Regions from separate parts of the Homo sapiens genome. Here region 2 is linked to region 1. The links are chromatin loops, found by intact Hi-C in ENCODE. Cell type or tissue: B cell. All regions are shown on one strand.

Region 1 (8,000 bases):
AATTTTCTTATACGTGCTATTCATAACAGCAGACTGCTTGCAAAAGTAAAAGCTACTTGTGACTTCCAGTTTGAAATATCTGAAACATTCAGAAAGCAGCTGAGCTAAAACTGATCTCCGCACTTGTCCAAGAGGGGTCACTGGGCTGCAGCTGTGTTCATTCATTGTAAGGGCTCCCGAAACACCGACCAATACTGAAGAACCCTCATGTGCTGCACAGGCTCCTCTGGGCAGGGCTGCTCAAGTATCAGAGAGCTCGGCCAGGTCCAACTCTCAGGGCAGCTTCCTAGTGGCTGTTAACAGGTGACGCTGTACAGACACTCCCTTTCAGGATGCTTTAAAAAACAGACAAGGAGAGAGTTCAGAGTAAACTGAAAAACTCACATGTCAACATATATATATATATACACACACACACACACACACACACACATATATACACACACACACATATATATATATACACACACACACATATATATATATAGTTTTGTTTTGTTTTGTTTTTGAGACAGAGTCTTGCTCTGTCGCCCAGGCTGGAGTACAGTGGCACGATCTTAGCTCACTGCAACCTCCACCTCCTGTGTTCAAGCAATTCTCCTGCCTCAGCCTCCCGAGTAGCTGGGACTACAGGTGTGCAACACCACGCCTGGCTAATTTTTGTATTATTAGTAGAGATGGGGTTTCACCATGTTGGCCAGGCTGGTCTCGAACTCCTGACCTTGTGATCCACCCACCTCGGCCTCCCAAAGTGCTGGAATTACAGGCGTGAGCCACCGAGCCTGGCCATTTCAACCAATATTTTAAAATTCACTATCACATTTTAGTCCCCAAAATATCCCTAGGAAAGGCGTGCAAGCAAGGCAAGTAGATTTCCCTTTTCACAGACAAATAAAACTCAACTAAGTTTAGTCAATGAGTGAAATACTTCTTAAACATTCTGCCTCCCAACTCCAGCCATCTTCCTATGACTACCCACATGGCCCCAGCACCCCTTAGGGCCTGTGTACACAGGACACACGTGGCCCCTCACAACTCACAGAGGGGCATCCTCCCTATGACACTCTCCATCTTTGAGATCATAACTCTGGGGATCATGACCTGATCTCCCCAGAACTTCCTCGTTATCACATGTCATCTTGGGGTCATTAATAATTGCAGGCCCTTTCACTCTCAAAAGTGTCCCTGTTCAAGCAGTAAATCAGTAAATCACATGTTCACCTATTTTATAACACAAGCCTACATCCCCCAAATGGGAAGTGGGACCAAAGGTCTGCAGAGGCTGCCAGCTCCTCACACCAGGGCAGACTGACCAAGAGGAATGTGGGTGACTCAGGACCATCCCTGCTTTATTTCCACCCAACTGCATTTAGAACAGAAGCCGAATCTCACCATGCAACTCTACACAGAGATACACACCGAGAGGAAGGCTCACCCCCGACCCCAAGCCCTGGCCCCAGCCCAGAAAGTCCAGGGAAGAGAAGAGGGAAGGGTTATGAGGAGCCCCAGGGATAGGGGAAGTCCACCAAGGGCCTTGTGTGCATGTCTAGGCAACCTTCACTCATCTATAGCAGATATGAAGTCCCTGTGCCTCTTTACACCGAATAAAAAAGGCAATTCCAGAAAAGACACCTGAGCTAGACTCAAAAATGATGAGTCAATTTCTATCATTTTCAGGGGGAAAACCAGTATTTTCTTGAAGAAGGATGTAGGCAAGACATGAGGTGTGCAGAGACACCATTCCCATACCTGCTCCTTCCCTGATGACAGAGGCTGTAGCTGGGCACTTTGGGAGGCATCTCAGAGAGTCCAGAATTCCATGAAATGTAACAAAAGCTCAATCTCACTAGTAAGCAGGTCCATGAGAATCAAAACTACAGAAAAATACCACACACACCTGCCCAGAATGGTAAAAATTAAGAAGACAGAAACTTCCAAAGCAGTTGATGCCACATGGGGAGTGTGGTGAAAGCAGGCAGTTGAGTGCCCAACCAGGCACCATGCCAGCATCACCCACTCACGCTGAAGTGCGTGTGCTCACAGCCAGCCCATCCACCCCAGCAACACCTGTGCTTCTTTACCAAAACACATGTATCAGTATGGTCAGAACAGTTTTGCTTATAATGGCCCCAAACTGGAAACCGTCTAACTATCCATCGTCAGCAGAATGAATATATGATATGGTCAAACAGCAGAGTACTATGTACAGCAGTAAAAACGAACAGGCAACAACACAGGCAAGTCTCATCACACATGTAATACTGAACAAAAGAAAACACACAAAAACACATCCTTTGACTGCATTTATATAGTTAAAAAATAGGCTAAGCATAGGACTTTAAGGGCAATGAAACAATTCTGCATACTGTAAGGATGGATCCATATCGTCATAAATGTGTACAAACCCATAGAACGTCCAACACTAAGAGTGCACCCTCATGGAAACCATGAACTCTGGGTAATGAGGTGTCAACATGGGGTCATCAACTGTAACAAATACACGGCTCCGGATACGGATGTTGATAATGGGGGAGGCTGTGCCTGTGTGGGGGCAGGGGGCATACGGGAAATCTTTGTACCTGTCCCTCAATTTTGCTGTAAATATAAAACTGCTCTAAAAAATAAAGTTTATTAAAACGTTAAAAACAAACAAACAGGCACGCCCAAACAAACAGGTTGCAGGATACAAGCTCAAGTGACAAACCTGTCACCCACAGAGGTCAGTGGCAGGCACCCACGCCAACAGGAGGAGCCTGAGGAAGCCTTCAGGGACTGCAGCGCTCCGTGTGCTGGCCTGGGTGGAAGGCACAGCCTGGCGGGCTCTGCAATGCTTCACTCAGCTGCGCCTTCCTCTTGTGCGCTTTCCTGCTTGCGTAACGCTTCTCAACAACACAGGTAGACCCTGATTGTCTTCCAAGTCACTGCTGATGAGCTGAGAGACGAAGGAGCACCCCAGCCCTCTCGACCTGAGCTCTCACTAGCACCATCCCCTCACAGAGCAGAGAATGGGAAAGGGATGAGTGTCCCAAGAGGATGGACAGATGGGCAGAGCTCAGCACAGCACTCAGGAGTACCTTCCAGCAGGTAAAAACTGACAGAGATGCGCCCACTGCATTTAGGAAGCAGCACAAGAATCTTGGCTTTCTGTCCATGAGATCTGATTAAAATGTTTATTAGTTTTTAAAATAATGGTAAAAAACTAATTACCCAATCAAAATAAATGAATCCTGACAGCAACTATAACTAGAAATATTTAAAGAGCCATAAATGCTAGCAAGTCCTTGAATATTACAATTTCCAAAAGGATTGACACATGCTTAAATAGATTAGGTTTATTAATCAAACTGTTCTAGGTGAGGAGTTTAACCTCCTAGGAATTAAAATACATCATTGTCAGTAGCAATTGTTTAGTTCAATTCCTGCAGAAAAAGGTAAGTGAAAAACAAAGGGCAAACAAATTCTCCACACCCCCGCCTCACTGGCTCTTTGACAACGCGGTCCCCAAGTCACCACACCCAGGTAGAGACTTGCCGGATGGTCAAGAAAACACAGCCATTACTTGGCACAGAAATGTACTGGTTTTCAAATTCGTGGGAAATAAGAAACTAATTATTTCATAGAATAAACAGATGAACATTTTAAGGTTTGTTTCGTGAATGGAAAACGCTAAACATGCTACCCTGAGGTTATCTCCACCTCTTTCCAAGCATGACTGAAAATGGTTTCTCCTCAAGGAAGAAAATTATGCAGAGGAAAGAGTCTCACATTTTCTTCTCAAAATGTGGAAGTGAAAAGGTCAAGTAAAAATAAATACAAAGTAAACTGACTAATTTGAGCTTCCTTCCTCCCTGCACCCAGCTAATAGAGCAGAATGTTAAAAATAAAAGTGGTCAGAATTTTTCAGAGCGAGGACTGTGAGGTAAAAATAGATGCTCACACCGCACTTGCAGCTGAAGCGTGACTAGAGGCAGCCCCCACGCTACTTGTGGCTTTCCACTAATGTCTATAGCGACAAAAAGAGAGAGAAAGGCGCCTCCCAGTGTGGCTGAAAACCACATACTGACGTACAACCGCACACAGAAAGTTTTCAAAGGAAAATTTCAGGAGCAAATACATGATTTTTGCTTAAAACCAGCGTGATTTGGCTTCTCTATCACCAAAAGCATCCAGAAAGAGGGGCATCAAGACGTTGGTTTTAATAGTAAACCTGGAAACAACCAAAAGGTGCATTGCTAGGTTATAAAATACCAAAGCCCGTCCATTTATTCTTCAACAAGTATTTGAGGGCCTTCTACATGCCAGGAGGATGGGACAAAAACAAAAGTCTCCATCTACACGGAGCCTCCAGTCCTGGGGGGGCGCAGAGCCCCGTGCGCTGACATCAGGAAGTGGTGACGCAGGCGACGCAGAAAAAACCAACCAGCCTCCAGACTGATAAGGAAAGGTGGATACTTTTCCACCTGTTGACCAAGCCATTAAAATCCAGGTCACAGAAAAACAGCCTACAAAATGGGAAACTGCTCCTGACTCGTTAAACGAAAGCATTCATGACAACTCGGTGGTGCCACAGGACTCATGGGGACACACACGTGCACACACATATACGCACACGCGCGCACACACGTGCACACACATATATGCACAAGCGCGCACACGCGCGCAGTGCACACACATACGCACACGCGCGCACACACATATACACACAAGCGCGCACACACGCGCGCAAACACACGTGCACACACATATACGCACACGCGCGCACACACATATACGCACACGCGCGCACACACACACGCATACAGGAGGAGGCAGCAGCGCAGACTGGTGATTCCCGCATGAACCCCAGAGCCTGGTCTGGTCCTAGCTCTGTAGCTGAGAGCTGTGCCATCCTCAGCAAGGACTTACTCAGTCCTTTTGCCTCTGCTGATTCAGCCCCAAAAGTAGAGTCCTAGCAATGCCACCTCCTTCAGGTGTGTTTGCAGGGCCCTGCTCAAGTGACCCAACTTCTGCCTGGCTTGGCCTGGGCTGCAATCACACAGCCTTCAAAGACAGAATGCTATCCTAACTAAATTCTGTGTTTAATCTGTATCAGGTACCTTCCAGCCATGTGACTTATGAAATCCATAATGAATACAGAGCCATCCTAAGAATATCAGGTACCTTCCAGCCATGTGACTTATGAAATCCATAATGAATACAGAGCCATCCTAAGAAAAAAGGTCGAAGTGTGGAAACTACCTAAATTTAACAAGCCCTAGGTGTGTTACCTAAATTTAAACCCCTAGGTTTAGGGATGTGGGTGTGGTGGTTGGAAGGAAGGAGAAACAGCCTAGAATAATCCACAGTAGAGCGGGGGCATCCTGGCAGCCTGTGCATGCAGGTGCATAAGAATTTGGTACCTGCTTCCTAGGAAATCTAGGGAGAGTTAGTGCTGCTTTTGTTATAAAGTCTATTTCAAAGCACACTGAGAATAAATTTAGAAGTTAACAATCATAAACTTTAATGCTCTTTTAAGCTGAAAAGGCAACTGCCTCTTCACCTTTATTTAATACACCATTTCCAATTAAGCACGTACATGAGAAATAGCAACATTATTAGAAATAGCTATCAAGTGAGACTTTTGATTATTTGCACATCTGTAAGAAATGGTATCTTGGTAAAGTGTATGGGCCATGTTTATGTACGTGTATATGTGCATATGTGTCTGTTCATACCTTTTTCCCATTTTCCTAGAATTTCGGGTTTCTTCTCCCTCAACTTTTAAAACATTTATGATATGCTACAAAGGTTTTCACACAATTGGTATTTTTGTCTTTTGACCTTATTGTGTTTTTCTGTTTTGTTTTTGGTCAGGCAAAGTTGTTACTTTTTTTTTGAGACAGGGTCTCGCTCTGTCACCGAGGCTGGAGTGGCACCATCATGGCTCATTGCAACCTTAACCTCCTGGGCTCAAGTGATCCTCCCACCTCAGCCTCCCAAGTAGCTGGGACTACAGGTGTGTGCCACCACACCCAAATTATTTTTGTATTTTTTGTAAAAATAGGTTTTGCCATGTTGCCCAGGCTGGTCGCAGTATTTTGGAATGCAGTCAAATTCATCCATCTTTTCTTTGTTGAAGCTGAATTTTGAGTTACGCCTTTAAAAAAGCCTTTCCCAACACATAGGTAATATTCAACCATGTTTGTGTCTAACATTGGAACAGTTGCCTTTTTCACACTGAGTTCTCTGACCCACTTGCAGCCTATTTTTGCATGTGGTGTAAGCTATAAATCCTAATGATGTATTTTACAAAATGGAGTCCAATTGTCCCAAGAACGTTGACTCTAACAATCTATCTTTGACCCAACAATCTGAGATACTATCTTTATCATATACTAGATTTCCATCTATATATGGGCTTATTTCCTCCATTGGTCTGTCTGGTTCTTCATGCAACCTTGCCACACTATTTTCCATATAGCCTTTGTAGTATGTTTTAATATCTAGTAGAGCTATTCTCCTTTTCTTGGCTCTTTCTTTTCTAAGTTTTCTAGGTATTCATGCTATTTCAATTTTAGAATCGACATGTCCAGCCCAAGAAAAAAAAGCTGAGTCTTTTTGCTTTCAAATATTAGCATCACATTAAATTTGAAAATTACCTGACAACTGACATCTTAATGAGCCAAGCCATCTTAACCGAGAACAAGGTGTCTTCACCTGCTCAAGGCGACTTCTGTGTCTTTCTCAACTTATTGTTTTCTTCACTTAGCTTTTGAACAGTTCTCATTACATTTATTCCTAAATATTTTCTCGTTGTTGCTATTGTTAATGGGGTTGTCTCTTCCATAATATCTTCTGATTATTTTTGTATATATGAATAACATTGACGTTTGCATATTAATTTTGTATTTCTACTGGACAGGACTGCTCTAGGGTTTTCCAGATACTCCCAAAAGAGGTAGTTTTATTTCTTCTTTTCCACATGGTATGCCTTTGTTTTTTCTTTCCTTTACTCAACATAGCCAGTGGGTACCTCAGGATTCCTCCATATTGACTAATGAAACTGCACATCTGTGCTTTGTGCAGCCTCTTCCTGCCTTGCCACAAGCCCTGCTCTGACGCACTCAACTCCAGCACTTATTCCTTGCTTTGGGGAGATACAACTGACACAGAGAAGAGACAAATTTGCACCCCAAAAGTGCATCCAGCCGTATTTGTTCTCAACAATACCTTCTTTACCTTTCTGGCTCTTGTTTAACTATAGTTAAGTTAAATTTGTGTACCTCCCACTGGAAGGACCCTATCATAGATAGCACTAAAAATGGTTTATTAAAGTAAAGTGAGCTAAATATTTTAAGTTGCTCGGAAGTTCCCAAGTCACTCATCCGGAGAGTAAGAGAAAAGGGGGACAGCTAAAAGCCCCAAGGCCTGTGGCTCCCCAGAGTTCTCGTGGGTTTCCAAGCACAGACTCACGGCTAAGAAACGGAGTGCAGGCATCCCAGCATTTGGCCTAGCCACCCCCTCTCTCTCCAGGTCACGTATTTAGGATGGCCTTAGAGACATGATGATAAACACACTGAGAGCAAGGCTAAGTTAAGTGACAGATGATATCTGTACTTAATACACGAGTCTAGGTTGAAACATTAAACACAACCACAACCCACGCTGAACACAGAGGGCTTTGTTAAATATCATAAAAAGGCTTTAAACTCAGCAGGCAACATAGCCAAGTAGAGAAAGGACCTATAAAAAAAAAAAGCCTCCCACGGGATTTAACAAGCCTGCTCAAGATACAATTGCATTAAAGGCAAAGAAAGGAATACTGCTGTGGATGAGAAAACAAAGCAAACAGCTAAGAACAACTTCATCAGGTTGAGAAGCAAACAGTCCTAAAACACGACATGACATCAGGGTAGCTTGTTCTTACAAAAGAATTTCTGCACTAGATTGTTGGTATTCCTTTACAGTTGTTTTACAGAACAAAGACAACACTATCACTAGCAAAAAGCCTAAAAAAGCAA
Region 2 (8,000 bases), 540 kb after region 1:
ATTGTATTTGCTAATATTTTATTGAGGATTTTGGTTGGTCTGTAGTTTTCTCTTATTGCAATGCCTTTGCCTGGTTTGGTAACACTGCCTTCATGAAAAGAGTTGGTGTTTTCTCCTATTCTATCTTCTGAAAGAGATGATGTAGAATTGACATTTTTTCTTCTTTAAAGGGTTGGTAGTATTTTCCAGGAAACTGTAGTTTTTCTGTGTTGGAAGGTGTCCTTTATTAGATATTGGACCTCCCAATTATCTTTTCTTCTTTAATAAGTTCTGGTATTTGCGCCTATCAAGGAATTGGTCCACATTATCTGAGGTTTTGATAAACAACACGTGGTGTTGTTTATGGAGTTCCCTTATCAGCCTTTTAATTTCTGACAATTGTTTAGCAATATCCCCTTTTGTTCTCCATATTGTTTATCAATTTGATGGATCTCAAAGAACCAGCTTGGGTTTAATCAGTTTCCTCTATTTTCCTTTTGTTTTCAATTGCGTGGACTCCTGCCCCATCCTTCCCTTTGCTTGCTGTGGGTTCCATTTCCTCATCTTTCTCTAGTTTCTCAAGGCAAAGCTCCTATGTTGGATTCAATACCTTTCTTCTTTTCAAAGCAGCGCCCGGTTCCCTCCTTCTCCATCCTCAGTGGCTATACCTGGCCTGTGCCTGAGGCTGTGAACGAGCTTATCTCTGCAGCCCCTTCTGTAATTCCATAATTCCTGGCTTCTGGACCCATGTCTCACCGATGATAGAGTCAAGGAGGATGCCCCACAAGGTGGCTGTGAGGGCAGGTCAACATCCAGAGGCCCCCACCCAGCACTGCCGAGGCTGTGTCAGGGACTCATCTGCCCTTGGGTGTCCACTCCCAGGAGGCTGAGAGGCACACAACACTGCAGGCGTGGGGTCCGGAGCCAGGAAGAGGCTATTTTAATTAAACAGTGGAGGGAGAGGCTCTTGCTGGGATGGTCAGGATTCTGTTTCCTGATTGCCAAAGCCCAGCGAGCGATGGGCTGACTGTCTATCCCGGGGCTCAGCAGGGCAGAGGCTCATCCTGAGTGCTGGGCAGGGCACCTTCTGGATGGTGGCCCCCACGTTTCCTCATTGAGGAGGTGGCCCCTGGTCGTGCTCAAGCTAAACCCCCAGGGGTGAGCCCAGCACCAGGCAGTGCTGTGCAGCAGTGTCTCTCTGAGACTGGGGGGAGGGGCAGTAGGGTGCATGGGGTTTACTTAGAGACCCATTCTTTCCAGGGGACCCAGGACGCAACGCCACAGTATGTGGAGTCTCATCCCCAACCTCCGCCAGCCTGAGGCTTGGGCCAACATCAGAGCCCTGAGGCACAGAATCCCCCCACACCAAGATGCCAGAATCCTCCCAGAGTCAGCCTGGGACCCCCTAAACACACACAGCAGCCTCCATCGGGGGTGGTCCCTGTACACAGACCTCTCTACACACAGTGTCCACTGTTGCTGTCCCTATGTCGTGGCATGTTTTATAACTCAGGGTCTTTCCAAGAAGCGGCAAAGCCTCCTCACACTCTACCTTTTGTGTTTAATTGCATAAATAGTAACAATAATAATACATTCTCCTGTCCTAAAGCAGGCCACACTTTCTTCACTGTGCTCCCTCCATCTGCATGTCCCCAAACTCTCTGGTGCTGTGGGTCACACACACACACACCCCTGCCCCAGCCAGGACCCTCTGCATCCTTTCCATCCTTGGCCCATGGTGTGTCCTGCCACATCTTCCCACTCTGTGCCTGGGCCAGGCCCAGGCAGCGTCCTGCAGCCAGGGTGCTCACGGCTGCTTTGCCGGCTGTTCCTGCACTGCACGTCTGCGTCACATCCGGTTTTTGTAAGTGCCCGTTACACCCTGTGTGCACACTTGCGGACGTGCACGGCTGCATCACATCCGGTTTTTCTAAGAAAGAAGTGCCCATCACACCCTGCGTTTCACACCCTGTGTGCGCGTGTGCGGACCAGGATGCTTTTCCAGGGTAGGCTCTTCTGCAGAACTGCTCCATCCCAGGTGCTCACACTCTCTGGAGGACACAGAGGATCGAAGTCTCACTGCAGCTGTGGCACTGCGATGCACGTGGCGGTGCAAGGAAGGGCTGTGCCTTCTCCTGGCCTGGAGTGGAGTCCTGCTCTCCAGCTGCTCACTGGGGCCCTGCCACGTGCAGGCAGGCGGGGGAGGAAGGCCTCTGCTTGAGATGTTTGACCAAAGCCCTTCCGGGGCCTTCACAGAGAATCCATGACATTCCCTACACAATGCCGGCCAGGATGGGCACGTGGGGGAAGATGAACCCTAGAGGGTGCCAGAGTGGACTGACCCAACACCCTCATGCCAGGCTGAGGCAGGAGGCCCCTCAGCAAGACTGCCAGACGGAGGGAGACAGCTCCAGGAACACCTGCTTCATTCAGCCACGCCCTGGCATTTACCCAGGCTGGGGCCAGCTGCAGTGGCCGAGCTGAGGAGGGTCCAGGCATCAGTCTCAGGCTCTGCTCCCAGCCACTCAGCCTGGGCCAGGGATCTGATCTGCAGCCCTCTGCTAGCCCCGAATGCCCTCCATGCTTCCCATTTTCCTCCCTGTCACCTGGCCTCGGAGGAGGCCAGGCCAGCCCATCAATTATGTTCCCACCAACTTTGAATCCCAGGTTCCCCAGGAGCTTATCCACTCCCCTGGCACGCCCAGAGGGGGACGAGGGGCAGGCACTGCCAGCTCCATGGCAGCTCCAGCCTCCCACAGCACCCAAGGGCAGCACAGGGACCCAAGGGAGGCCAGCAGACAGGAGCCTGGGCCTGCCTGGTCTCATTCCCAGCCGCTTCCTGCGTTTCCTTTGGGGTTCCCGTGGCTGCGGTGGGGCCATGCGTTCCTTCCTTCGTCCCGCACAGCTCACCCTGCACAGTGCCTGGCTGCCGACTTGAAAACAGCAGCCATGGGTGGAATGTTACCTGCAGCTCAGAGGCAGCCGTGCAAGATCCCCCAGGAGCAGGAGGAGGGGTGGGGGGAGGCCACACGGGCACACCTCATGGTGCCTCTGTTTCCTTACCACTGAAACAGAGATAACCTTGGTTCACAGCTCATAGGGGCTATAGTGCTATGTAAAGTGCCTGCCACGCTGATGCCCCATACATGTTGGCTGTTATGGGTATCCACTTTTGGGGGTGTCCTGGCCTAACCCACCTGTGATTTCTTTGCCACAGACCTGCGCCCCCTGGACATCCTGGCGGAAGTGGTCCCTTCTGATGGCGCCACAAGCGGGATCAGGATAGTTCAGGTTCACGGTGCACGGGGACTCCAGCTCTCAGTAGCCGCCCCCCGCACCATGAGCTTCCCAGCATCCAGGATTTTCTCCCAGTGTGACCTCTTCCCTGAAGAATTTTCCATCGTCGTAACTTTGAGAGTTCCCAATCTTCCACCCAAGGTCAGTGGCACTTTCTGCACTTCGTGTTATAATAGCGTAATTTTCCCTTGTGAGGTTCCCAGTACCAACGCGTGCACAGGTTGAGGGGCGGCATTTGTCAAGGACTCTCTGGGTTTCTCTGGGATCAAGAGTGGCTGGCCTTGCTAGGTAGTGAGGTCCCTGTCACTGGCAGTATGTGAGAGTCTGTGTGACCATTTGCTAGTGGTTTGCACAGCCAATTCCTGCAATCGAGGGACTAGTGCTCAGAGTTTTTATGTTGACATCCTTTGGCAGGAAGCGCTAACAATAAAATCACATCTAAAAAGGGACACTTTGTAGACCCATTTATCTAAGACTTGAAGTGCCATCAATCCCAAATCTAACAGACAAGCCCCATCCCATCCTCTGCCTACTAGTTTGGAAGGTGAAGACAGTAATGTTTGTCTCTGTCCCCTTCCCCACGGTTTCTGGGACAGTGCACGTCATATCTGTGCAGCAGGTCCTTCTGAAGTAAATAAAAATGAATTTGCATTTCCAACAGTGGTGTTGAGCACTTCTCATGTGTGTACTGGCTATTTGTGCATATTCCTTGGAGAAATGTTCATTTAAATTTTTTGCCCAGTTTTTCGTGGATTAATGGACTTATTGCTCAGTTATAAAGAATTCTTTATGTATTTGATGAGCCCCTTATCAGATATATGATTTGCAAATATTTGCTCCCATTCTGTGGGTTTTCCTTTTACTTTCTTGGTAGAGCCCTTTGGAGCACAAAATGTTTAAACCATGATGATGTTCAATTTATCTATTTTTTTTATTTTGTTGCTTGTACTTTTGATATCATATCCAAGAATCCAATGCCAAATCCAAGGTCATGAAGATTTACCCTTATGTTTTCTTCTAAGAGTTTTATACTTTTGGTACTTACATGTGAGTCTTCAATCCATTTAATTTTTGTATGTGGTGTGAGGTAGGGGGTCAATTTTGTTCTTTTGTATATAGATATTCAGTTGCCCCCACACCATTTGCTAAGGAGATTATTTTTTCCTCATTGAATGGTCTTGACAACCTTGTGAGAAATAAATTGACTATAGATAGGTGGGTTTATTTCTGGACTCTCAATTTTACTTTATTCATTCATTTGTCTATTTATATATTTGTACCACACAGTCTTGGTTACTGTAGTAACCAAGATTTATTGTAGTAAATCTTTAAATTGGGAACTATGAGTCATCCAACTTTGTTCCTCTTTTTAAATTTTGGTTTGGCTATTCTGGATCGCTTGTAATTACATATTGATTTTATAATCAACTTGTGAATGTCTACAGAGAAGTTAGCTTGAGATTGGACAAATCTGTAATTAATTTGGGGAGTATTGTCATGTTAACAATATTAACATGAGTGGATCATGGACTTCAGATTAATGAACGTATGATGCTTTTCCATTGTTTACATCTTCCTTAACAAAACAAAAATAATGTTTTATAGTTTTCAGAGTATAAGTTTTATAATTATTTTGTTAAATCTAGTCCTAGTATTTTTTCCTTTTTGATGCTATTATAAATAATTTCATGTTTGGCTTGTTAATTGCAAATATATAGAAATACCGTTATTTATTTATTTAATTTTGAGACAGAGTCTCACTCTGTCACCCAGGCTGGAATGCAGTGGTGCAATCTCGGCTCAATGCAACCTCTATTTCCTGGGTTCAAGCGATTCTCCCGCCTCAGCCTCCAGAGTAGCTGGAATTACAGGTGTACACTACCATGCCCAGCTAATTTTTGTATTTTTAGTAGAGACAGGGTTTCGCCATGTTGGCCAGGCTGGTCTGGGCCTCCCAAAGTGCTGAGATCACAGACATGAGCTACCACACCTGGCCTGAAATACCATTGATTTCTGTGTGTTGACGTTGTATCCTGCAACCTTGCTGAGCTGGCAGCTTTTTAGTGAATTTCTTAGGATTTTCTATATATAAGATTATATCATCTGTGAATAGAGATGATTTGTTTCTTCTTTTCCAATATGAATGCTTTTTATTTTTTCCCACTAAGTATAATATTAACTGTGGATTCTTCATAGATGCCCTTAACAAATTGAGCAAGTTTCCTGCTCTATCTTATTGAGTGTTTTTAACATGAAAGGATGGTGGATTTTATCAACTGCTTTTTCTGCATCTATTGTTATAATCATGCTATTTTTGTTTTTTATTCTGTTGATGTGTTGTGTTACATTAATTGATTTTTAGATATTAAACCAATCTTGTATCCCAGGGATAAATCCCATTTAGCCATGGTGTATAACTCTTCTTTTATGTTGCTGGATTCAGATTGCTAGTATCTTGTTGAGTATTTTGCGTTCATATCATGAGAGATAGTGGTATTGGTCTGTAGTTTTCTTTTCTTATGATGTCTTTGTGTGATTATGGTATGAGACTAATACTAGCCTCATAGAATGAGTTAGGAAGTAATACTTCCTCTTAGTTTTTGAAAGGGTTTGTGAAGAATTGGTTTTAATTCTTTATTTATTTCCACTTTAATCTTCATTATTTCCTTCATTGTGCTTGCTTTGAGTTGGCTCTTCTTTCTCCAGCATCTTAAAGTAGGTTAGGTTATTGATTTGAGATCTTTCTTAATACAGGTATTTACAACTATAAACTTCTCTCTAAGCAATACTTTTGCTGCATCTCATAAGTTCTGGTATTTTGGGTTTCATTTTTATTCATCTTGATGATTTTATGATTTTCCTTTTGGTTTCTTTTTTGACTTGTTTGTTGGTTATATAAGAGTGTGCTGTTTAATTTTCACATATTTGTGTGTTTCCCCAGTTTTTTTTCTATTATTGATTTCTAATTTTATTTTATTGTGGCCAGAATACATACTTTGCATTATTTCTGTCTTTTTAAATTTACTGGAGGTTTATTTTATGGCCTAACATATGTCCTATGCTAGACGATACTGCATATGCATTTCAAAAAAATGTATATTCTGCTGTCATCAGGTGGGAACAGTCTAAAGGTGTCTGCTAGACTTTATTGGTTTATTGTATTCAAGTTTTCCTTTTTCTTGTTGATCTTCTACCTAGTTATTCTATCCGTTTGTTGAAATTACGGTGTTGAACTATTCAATTAATATTGTTGACTTGTCTATTTCTCCCTTCATTTCTGTCAGCTTTTGCTTCATGTATTTTGGTGCTCTTTTATTATTTCCATACATGTTTATATTTATTATACCTTCATGATAGGTTGACCTTTTATCATTATAAAGTGTTCCTCTTAATCTCTAGTAACAATTTTTGTTTTAAAATTTATTTTATCGGACAGCAGTTGGGCTACTCCAATTTTCTCATGGTTGTTGTTTGTATAGTTTATCTCTTTCTGTTTACTTTCAATCTAGTTGTATATTGCAATATAAAGAATGCCTACTTTACAGAGTATCTATTACATCTTGTTTTTTATTTAATCCAGTCTGACAGCCTCTGCCTTTTGACTGGGTTATTTAATCTATTTACATTTAATGTTGTTATTGATATACAGTTGACCTCATTTTTTATGAATTTTGTATTTGCAAATTCAGCTACTCTCTAAAATTAATTTGTAATCTCAAATACTGGTGGCACTTTTGTGGTCATTCATTGGCATGCACAGATTAGTGAGAAATTTGAGTCTCCCAAAATGCATGTTCCCAGATAAGGTTGAACAAGGCACACTCTGCATTCTTGCTTCAGCTCTCATATTGTAAATAAGCATTTTTTTTTGTAATCTACTTAATGCCACATTTTCACATTTTTGTGATTTTTTGGGTGACTTTACTGTTTAAAATGGCCCTCAGGCATGGTGGTGAAGGGGCTGTTCAGTGTTCCTAAGTGCAAAAAGGCTGTGATGTGCCTTACAGAGAAAATATGTATGTTAGAGAAGCTTTGTTAAGGCATAAGTTGTAGTACTGTTGGCTGAGTTCAATGTTAATGAATAAACAATAATTATTAAACATATATAACACTCGACTATATGTTGATAGTTGAAACTGCGACCAGAGGATTACAAGAACCAAACTCTGTATTTCCCCTAGGAACAATGGTATATTATTTCCTAATTCAGTATTTGCAATGACTTTATGTAATTACTACTAACAATGAAAATCAACTGTACTTGAATTTATGTCTACTAGTTTACTTTTTATTTCCCATATGTTTTATATGGTTCTGTGGGTTTATGGGTTTTTTTTGTCACCACTGTCCTTATATTCTTTCTTCACTACTTTCTCTTATATTAAGTGCATATTTCCTAATGTAGCATTTTGATTTCTTTATGTTTTCCCATGACACTGTTTTAGTTTTTCCTTAGTGTTTGCTCTGGGGTTTACCATATACTTATTTTGACTTATCAAGATCAACTTCAGATTTGTGCCAACTTAATACCAGTGAGATACAAAAAGATTGCTCCTATACAACTCTTTTCCTTTTTGTCCTTTTTGTAGTCTTGTTGTTATATATATTACATCTACAGATGTTAAAACCCAACAATATATTGTTATACTTATTACTTCCTATAATTTTATGGCTTTTAAAGATGCTCAGAGAAGAAAGAACAAGTATATATTTATATCATTTGT

The links. Hi-C counts contacts between places; a loop is a spot of excess contacts. Peaks named below come from ENCODE experiments on the same cell type or tissue, not always from the same donor. Only the 100,000 strongest peaks of a DNase experiment are listed, where the experiment ranks them.
Region 2: a loop joins it to region 1, with 11 times the contacts of the local background. A loop is called at or near these places in 1 of 110 quality-filtered maps.

Annotation. Positions count from the first base shown.
Region 1 is chr21:45,105,931-45,113,930 of GRCh38, reverse strand. The region is part of intron 1 of ADARB1 (adenosine deaminase RNA specific B1); the gene reads right to left. Among named protein-coding and RNA genes, the nearest start is that of ADARB1, 35 kb to the right of the region's middle. RefSeq lists a silencer at 104-153. In B cell, no CTCF peak of the experiment used is centred here; DNase peaks (open chromatin) are centred at 2,940 and 3,940; H3K4me3 peaks cover 4,476 bases; H3K27ac peaks cover 5,833 bases.
Region 2 is chr21:44,563,202-44,571,201 of GRCh38, reverse strand. TSPEAR (thrombospondin type laminin G domain and EAR repeats) reads left to right here. Exons shown (of 12, transcript NM_144991.3): 2 at 3,197-3,417. Among named protein-coding and RNA genes, the nearest start is that of KRTAP10-4, 6.5 kb to the left of the region's middle. In B cell, no CTCF peak of the experiment used is centred here; DNase peaks (open chromatin) are centred at 4,611 and 5,961; H3K27ac peaks cover 2,336 bases.